Linked DNA regions of Homo sapiens: region 2 is linked to region 1. The links are chromatin contacts, found by Hi-C or POLR2A ChIA-PET in ENCODE. All regions are on one chromosome and are shown on one strand. Each heading gives the region's core, a stretch centred on a gene start or an enhancer-like site at or near the end of the contact. The rest is flanking DNA. Distances are from core to core; before and after follow the strand shown. Region 1 overlaps SLC16A10 (solute carrier family 16 member 10). Region 2 overlaps SLC16A10 (solute carrier family 16 member 10).

The links. A loop is a pair of places that touch in the nucleus more often than their neighbours do. ChIA-PET counts read pairs that join two places held with the same protein, here RNA polymerase II (POLR2A). Pooled maps may share reads with other maps.
Region 2: a loop to region 1 is called in a map of CD4-positive, alpha-beta T cell, with 2.0 times the contacts of the local background. The contact joins two enhancer-like sites. A Hi-C loop is called at or near these places in 3 of 168 maps with a recorded cell type or tissue (CD4-positive, alpha-beta T cell, mammary epithelial cell and naive thymus-derived CD4-positive, alpha-beta T cell) and 1 of 50 pooled maps. POLR2A ChIA-PET finds 5 or more read pairs at or near these places in 6 of 52 experiments (AG04450, Panc1, RWPE1 and 3 more).

Annotation. Positions count from the first base shown.
Region 1 is chr6:111,127,322-111,131,595 of GRCh38, forward strand. The region is part of intron 1 of SLC16A10 (solute carrier family 16 member 10); the gene reads left to right. Among named protein-coding and RNA genes, the nearest start is that of SNORD166, 16 kb to the left of the region's middle. Within about 2 kb of position 1,895, at least 5 of the 41 ENCODE cell types and tissues checked have a DNase peak (open chromatin) inside an H3K27ac peak, as active enhancers do.
Region 2 is chr6:111,174,928-111,179,201 of GRCh38, forward strand. SLC16A10 (solute carrier family 16 member 10) reads left to right here. Exons shown (of 6, transcript NM_018593.5): 3 at 2,285-2,738. Among named protein-coding and RNA genes, the nearest start is that of SNORD166, 63 kb to the left of the region's middle. Within about 2 kb of position 1,709, at least 2 of the 41 ENCODE cell types and tissues checked have a DNase peak (open chromatin) inside an H3K27ac peak, as active enhancers do.

The DNA.
Region 1 (4,274 bases), core at 645-3,144:
CATAGCCACATGAATACCTGGGGGAATCACTTCCCAGGAGGAAACAGAAGCACAGAAGCCGAAAGGCAGGATCACAGGCGGCACATTTTATTGGTGCAGTGTGGAGGTAGAGGGACTGGATTGTGTAGGGTTTGTAGGCCAGGGTAAAGAGCTTGGATTTCTTCTGAGTGTAGGATTTTGAGCAGGGGAGTGATGTGTCTTATTTTGGGCGGGCGCTAGGCCAGGTACTGTGAAGGAAATAATGGTATAGAAGAAATATGTCTTTCTTGCTAGAATCTTATGTGACATACAACTAGTGGTGGCTGATCAGCAATTAGAACTGCAGTGTTCTTGCTGGTGTACTCCTAATCTGATCATTGGATGATATTTATCACGTATTTTTGCAGCAGTCATCTCTAAAGTGGCATTATGGTTCTAGTTATCTATCATTGGATCTGTTTGCTCTAACAGTCCGAAGGGGCATGAAGGGTGGAAACAGAGTAGAGGGAAATGGGTGAAAAGGCTATTTCTAAACACTAGACACAAAATAGGGATTAGGAAGTAGTGGGGGTTAGGAGAAAAAGCAAAATCCTGTTGTGCATGGAGAGGGACATTGTTGAAACTGTGGCTTCTTGAGATTACATGAGTGAACCTGCGTGGACTGGGTCGTCTTCCCTATTCACCAAGCTGAATCCAGGCCCAATCCAAGATTACTGCTGCCTTTGCTCTGAGGCTTTAGACTGTTAGTAGCTTTTCTCGTCTCTACTGAGGCCAAAAGGGGCAGTGATACCCTTGAATTTTCTTCTTAAAACAGGGTTTCATTTCCTTGGAAGTTTGTTTCTTTGAATCTTTCTGTCAGTTTAACTGTTATCATCAATTGGTTAGCATTCTAATAATAATTATAATTATAGTAAACATTTATTGAGTGCTTACGAAGAGCCAGTTCCAAGCTTTTTTATCTCCATTATTCTGCTACTTTCCTTCTCATTTTACAGATGAGGAAAATGAGGCACAGAGTGGTTAATTAATCTGTTTGAGGTCCCGTAGCAGGTCAGTGATGCCAGGGTTCAAACCTACACTTAACTCTACACTAGAGACTGTTTTCTTAATTATTTCTTCACAATCATATGTTTAATGATTACTTATTGATTATTTAGTGGTCTGATAAGAAGAGGGAGCGGTGCTCTTCTGTTGGAGAAGAAAGGCTGGCTGATCAAGACACACTGGTTGGTTTGAAGAAAAAATATAGATGTTAATTCCATAACACCACACTCTAAACATTTCTACTGGACGAGTTCCACCTGTGTGCCACTCGAAGTCGGATGCAGTAAGGAAGGCTTTTTATTGAGGAGAGAACGAATACCTCTGTATTCAAAAGAGAGTGTGTTGTTCCTTATAGAAGATGGAAGGGGGCTTGCCAGTGACAGATTATGATGATTACCTCCTTAGTGGTTTTTTTTTATTGCACAGACTATAATAATAATTATAAAAATTTGTAAATCAAGAAAAATCTTTACCCCAACAAATTGTTTTTATATTTTTCATATTCATATTTTTTCATATTCATTTTATTTTTTCATATTCAAAAATAAAACAATTTTCATATTCATTTCAATTGTTTATTTTTTCATATTCAAAAATAAAACAATTTTCATATTCATTTCAATTGTTTTATTTTTTCATATTTTTCATATTTCATATTTTTTCATTTTTATACACAGTTATAGAGTATCTACTTATTTTTCATTTAACATTATGCTATAACAGGTTTTAAAGTTAGGCAGTAAGTCTTTCCAGTGAAAAGGAAAAGACTGAAACATGAAAAGGTTACGAGGCATTACTAATTGATTGGAATGATGCCTACCAGGCAGCCCATGTCAGTTTTGGAGCTGGCCTTGGAAGGAACAGCTGTGTATTTGGACCTTGGAGCAGTCTGTCAGGCTTCCAAGAAAGTGGGCAAAGAAGGAAGGGGGGTTGGGGGCACAAGTGGAAAAGTACAGTGGTTTGGAACTGATGTGAAACTATCAAGCTGGTTGAGTTCAGTGTTAGAAAATAGGAAAAACAAAACAATTTCTACCTGATATGGTACTTTAATTGAGGTTAGCACTTCAGTGAATAGGCAATGCATTATAATTTGTCAGAATTATCAATATTTTGTTCTTGTCAGTGGCTTTATATTTAATAGTTACATGTTATAAAGCCAGTTTTATCAGTGAAAGAACAAAGTTCTTGACAAATGCTATTTTAGTGATAAAGCTGTTATTCTGTATTTAAATTCAGTTTAACTCAAAGTGGTTTTTAAGTTTTACATTTGTATAACTGTAGACTAGCCATATGGCATTCAAAGGCCTCCAAGATATAACTTGAGACACTCTTAGGATGGAATCCCATATTCAGAATCTTTACTGACAGCTCCCCATATCCAAATTGCCTTTTCTCTCTTGGGCCTCTGGGTGTGACAAGGGACAACTTGAGTGAAAGGCCACAGGACAAAGTAGAGATGCTGTTAAATCTCAATGCAGAAGGCCTGAGACAACTGATAGAGACAATTGTTTCTCTTTTCTCCCTCATAAAATAAGTAAAATTCAAAGTGATTTTTTTTTAATTTTTTGCTTTGACACATTGTGTTTAGTCTGATTGAGGTCATCTTACACAACAGAATCCAAAATCCTGAGAAAATAATTTATACAACTAGAATTCCAAAATTAGGTTTTGCATTAAGTTCAAGCTATCATTTCTTTAAGAAAACCTACACTGGAGTTACCAACTGGAATATTTGGTTATGAGACACAGTCATCATGTCAGAGTATGTAGTTTGCTTCTAACACTTATTTGTGTGCTTTTAAGACCTGCTCCCTGCCACACTTTATCATAACAAAAAACAAGAGACACATGTTAGTACTGTAGCATGTATAGTCATGGGGAATGTGTTCTAAACGAAATCCCATCACAGTGGAGTCAACACAATATTTCTAGGGGAGAAGGTCTTCCTGTTAAACTCATGTGAAGGCATTCTTCTCTACTATGGGAACTTGTTTATGTGCCCTCTAGAAGACAGCTGAGATGGTCTTCAGTGAATCTGTTCACTGACATGTTGCTAGTTTCTTTATGTTTACATGTAAACAGTGCTTAGAAGCATCTTTCCCCAAGCTGTTCTTTTTTTGATGGACTCCCCCTTTTTGGGGGAGTATCAGTTGAATGAGCACTGTTGTACTCTCAGCACTAGACATTCTGTTATGTGTGTGTGGAGCTTCCTTGTGGCTTGGTAGCATTACCTCTGCATTACATGCTGCAGCCTCACCAGGCAGAAGGGCCATTCACTTCTGCTGCTACTTACCAGCACCTCTGTTTCCTCGAGTGTGTTACCCTCCCACCACCTGGGCCTTGGACCTGGGTCCGTTGGGCTATTATCCATGCTCCCACCTGCCCATCTCTGCTCTGATATAATCTACTAGGATAATAAAGTAGCTTTTCCCTACCATAATGTTTTTTAAATAGACATACAGCAATGTATAATGGTTAAGAGCATGATCCAAACTGTGTCTGATTTTGAATCCTGGCTGAGTTACTAGCTATGTAATCTTGAGAAAACTACTCAATCTCTCTGTGCCTTAATTTTCTTAGGTATAAAGCAGATACTAATTATGCCATCATAGGGTAGGTATGAGGATTAAATGAGTGAGTATTTGTAAAACACTTAAAACAGTGACTGACTTGGGCTACCCCTTTTGGGTCCCCTCCCTTTGTATGGGAGCTCTGTTTTCACTCTATTAAATCTTGCAACTTCACACTCTTCCAGTCTGTGTTTGTTATGGCTCAAGCTGAGCTTTCGCTCGCTGTCCACCACTGCTGTTTGCTGCCATCGCAGACCCGCCGCTGACTTCCACCCCTCTGGATCCGGCAGGGTGTCCACTGCACCTCTGGTCCAGCGAGGTGGTGCCCATTGCCGCTCCCAATCGGGCTAGGGGCTTGCCATTGTTCCTGCACGGGCTAAGTGCCCTGGGTTCATGCTAATTGAGCTGAATAGAGCTGTAACACTCACTGTATGGCCCAAGGTTCCATTCCTTGGAATCTGTGAGGCCAAGAACCCCAGGTCAGAGAAGAAGAGGCTTGCCGCCATCTTGGAAGCAGCCCGCCACCATCTTGGGAGCTCTAAGAACAAGGACCCCCCGGTAACATTTTGGCCACCATGAAGGGACTTCCAAAGCGGTGAGTAATATGGGACCACTTTTGCTTGCTGTTCTGCCCTATTCTTCATTGGAATTGGAGGAAAATACCGGGCACCTGTCAGCTGG
Region 2 (4,274 bases), core at 459-2,958, 47 kb after region 1:
GTGAAACAAAATTTATTGAAACCAAAATTCCCTTACTACATGTAATATTCTCATATATTCTATTAAATTTCGTTATTTAGCTTGCTGATCAAAGGCTACTGAAACTTGAGAGCAAGATACAGGAGCAAGGGGAAATGTGGTATAGATTCTGAGTGTCAAGTGGCAGGTCCATTTTTTCCTCTAGCTCCAGTTCTGCCTTCTGAGGAAAACCTTCTCCAACAACTTAGGTCAATCACACCCATGTCCCTTCTCTGAATCCTTTTTGCACATATGATTGGTATCCGACAGCCTTACTCATTTACATTGCACTTATTTGGCTGCCAAACGTCACAAACTGGAACCATGTGTTACTGAAGGGAAAACCTGGAAGTGAAAAGGGTTCAGCAGTAGTGCAAATACCATCATAAAGCTCATATACTTCACTCTGCAGGAGGGAGAAGCTCTGTGGTTTTCCAACTGAGAGCATTACAGTACAGTGATACCACTGTACAGGAACTGATGTTCCTGATGATTCTGCTGTGAACAGTATTTTTAATATACACTTTGAAGAAGGCAGAGAGAAATGTATAATAGACTTAAATTTTTTTCTTTAAAATTGTTAAATAAAAACAAATAAGCACTTTAAGTAAGTTACAATTATCTGGAAAACTACTTAGGTGGAAAAACTGATACAGAATGAATGAAGTATTAATTTCTGTTTTGTTCTGTGTTATTATTATTTGGGATAGATGTCTTGTTTCTTTAAGCAGACTATGAATATCTTGAAGGCAGAACCACATTTTTTTTTTTTTTGAGACAGGGTCTCACTATTACTCAGGCCAGAATGCAGTGGTGTTATCATAGCTGACTGCAGCCTGGATTCCTGGGTTCAAGCCGTCCTCCTGCCCCAGCTTCCTGAGTAGCTAGGACTACAGGCATGTGCCATCACACCCAGCTAATTTCAGCTATTTTTTTTTTTTTTAAATAGAGATGGGGTTTTGCTATGTTGCCAGACTGGTCTCAAGCCATCCTCCTGCCTTGGCCACCCAAAGTGTTGGGATTACAGGTGTGAGCCACCACGTCTGGCCAAGGACCAGATTTTTAATATTCTTTTCCACAATGTATCTGGTACACAGTAGTTGCTTAATATGTTGGCTAAACAAAGAGTGGAGATTCAGTAAAGGGTGATCAGAGTGAGGTGAGATTAATTTGGGAAAGCCTAGAAGTGATTCTTGAGCCTGATTTGAAGGTGGTGCTAGCTGTGGATTAGTAGAGGGAGAAGGGCATCTCAGAGAGAGGATTGCCAACATGCCTTAATTTTATCAGATTCTAGAGTTCCTTATGATTACCTCAGCATGTTGCTAGACTAGCATTATTATCCAAAATTTTAATTATTAACCAACTTTAATCTTACTTTCTAACAAATTGTTTGCTTTTACTACTGATAGCCTTTTCAAAAAACTTTAACTAGTTTTATTCCTTACCATAATTGTTTCAAAGAACATAATGATATGATCCTTTATCTTCCTAAGAAATGTGCAATTATTTGGTTAAACTGTAAGATTATTTAATCCATTATTCTTTTGACACATGCATGGCCTTACAGCTTACAAACTGGGATCACTAAAGGAATACACTTAATTTAAGTCTTTCTGTAGTCAGAATATGATTTCTTGTTGTCTTGCACAATACTGAGAACAGTGCAGTACAGGGCGAAGGTTGGTCTACAGCCCTTAGGCCAGCAAAAACAGGCACAACTGCACCTCTGTGCAAATGTTCCTGACATAACCTTGGGGAAAAAATATAAAATGCGGCCTTTTCTTTTACTACCTTGTTTGGTAAGTACCTGGAAAAACTCCATGAAATAATTAGATTTCATAGTTAATTCTAACTTTTTTAAAAAATGTTTCATTGAGACTAGGTTTTTGGTTTGTTAATTGAATCACTGTTGATTTTACCCTTCCTGGCACCAACCTTTATTTCTGAGCTGTGGAGAGCACAGTTCTCACTCAGTGCTGTGTGCGTCACCTGAAATCCACAGAAAGAGGTGGCTGAACAAAATCACTGATGACCTTAATGGTTATTTTTCACATATTCAGATTAAATTAAAATACGTTTAGTGCTACATGCTTGACTTACTGAGTTTTTCCCTCTATTTTGGTTAATTTTTTTTTTTTTTGGTTAACTTTTACTTGTAGAAAATATGTTGATGAACAAAAACCCACTTATACTATAAGATTTTATTCTACCAAGCACACAGTAACAATATTGAAAGCTGCTTTCCATCTTTTTCATCTTTATACAGTTCCATCGAGCCTCTGTACCTTACCTATGGAATCATATTTGCCTGCGGCTGCTCCTTTGCATACCAGCCTTCATTGGTCATTTTGGGACACTATTTCAAGAAGCGCCTTGGACTGGTGAATGGCATTGTCACTGCTGGCAGCAGTGTCTTCACAATCCTGCTGCCTTTGCTCTTAAGGGTTCTGATTGACAGCGTGGGCCTCTTTTACACATTGAGGGTGCTCTGCATCTTCATGTTTGTTCTCTTTCTGGCTGGCTTTACTTACCGACCTCTTGCTACCAGTACCAAAGATAAAGAGAGTGGAGGTAGCGGATCCTCCCTCTTTTCCAGGAAAAAGTTCAGTCCTCCAAAAAAAATTTTCAATTTTGCCATCTTCAAGGTGACAGCTTATGCAGTGTGGGCAGTTGGAATACCACTTGCACTTTTTGGATACTTTGTGCCTTATGTTCACTTGGTGAGTATGCTCCTTCACTGATCATGAATATTACTATTTAATAAAGAAAAACTTCTTTGAAGAGAAAGTTAGGTCGAGTTAAAGTTGGCCTCAAACATTATCCTGGTTGTAATTTTGGTATTCTTGAAATGAAAGGTCTCTCAAGACAATGTCAGCACATCCATTAGACCACTAAACAGAGAGAGTATGTTTCATAGTGTGCTTTGGTATTTTAAAAACCCTGCAAACCCAGCCAGACACCATGGTGCCTGTCTATGGTCCCAGCTACTAAGCTGAGGCAGGAGGATCACTTGAGCCCAGGAGTTCGAATCCAGCCTAGACAACATAGAGAGACTCTACCTCTAAAAATAAAATAAATGTCCCCAAACAAACACAATGTTTTTTAACAGGAAGGCTAAAATAGTGGAACAAATTACAATCAGTATAAAACATTTGATAGGTCTCTTTTTCTTCATATGGCTTTTATCAGGGACAAAGCTAGCGCTATGATTTTGCTACCATAAGTAAATTGTTTTTCAACCGAAGGGTGTAGGTAATTAGCAAAAAAGCCATGATGTTGATACAAAGAAACATTACATCTACTTGTGGTACACTTCTGGGAAAATGGGAATTCTATTCAGAGGAATATCTGAGAAAAGTTACTCAAGATCTAAATGAGGAAAGAGAACTATGGTTTTATAGGAAATTAGGATTTCAAGTGCTCAAGAAGTTTATATTGTTTATTTCTATTTCAAAGGCAAAATTCAGCTTTGTTATACTGAAATACGAATAATTAATGTCTAGACTGGGGTTGGTGCCTCACGCCTGTAATCCCACCACTTTGGGGGGCTGATGCAGGAGTTCAAGACCAGCGTGGGCAACATAAGGAGACTTCATCCCTACCTGGGGAAGGAAAAAAAAAAAAGAAGGAAGAAGCAGTGTCTAAAGTATCTGCCCCTGGCAACGTTTGTTCAAAAGTGTTCATTATGTTTCTTCCTTTTTTCTTTTGTGGCTGAAAATGTATTTACAATTCACCGTAAATGATAAAAATGGCATTGGCACACATATTTGTATGTTTGTGAACTTGGATTTTTTTCTAGCTTACAGTCTACTTTTGGAGATTTGTGCAATTTTTCTTTAGTTAAGAAATAAGTATAAATATAACCGATTTACGGACTATCAGGCTACATCCTGATCTGATAGTCCATTTTCATACTATTAGGAAAGTATAGCCGAACCAACTTAAGGTAAGTTTCCTGGAATATAGATCTGTTGTGACAGGATTAACTTTACCATCCAACCTCTTTCATAGCTTCTGTAGTCAAGAGAACATTTATTGTGTCCTTTCTTAAAAAGATGAGTAGAAATTCTTTTTCTTTTTTTTCTTTTTTCCAGACAGGGTCTTGTTAAGTTGCTCAGGCTGGCTTCAAGCAACCCTCCTGCCTCAGCTAGGATTACAGGTGCAAGCCACCACACCCAGCTTTAAAAAAAAATTCTCTTTGGTACTACCACATGAACACACCTAGAGAAATCATAACTCAGCTTTGCTAATACTAG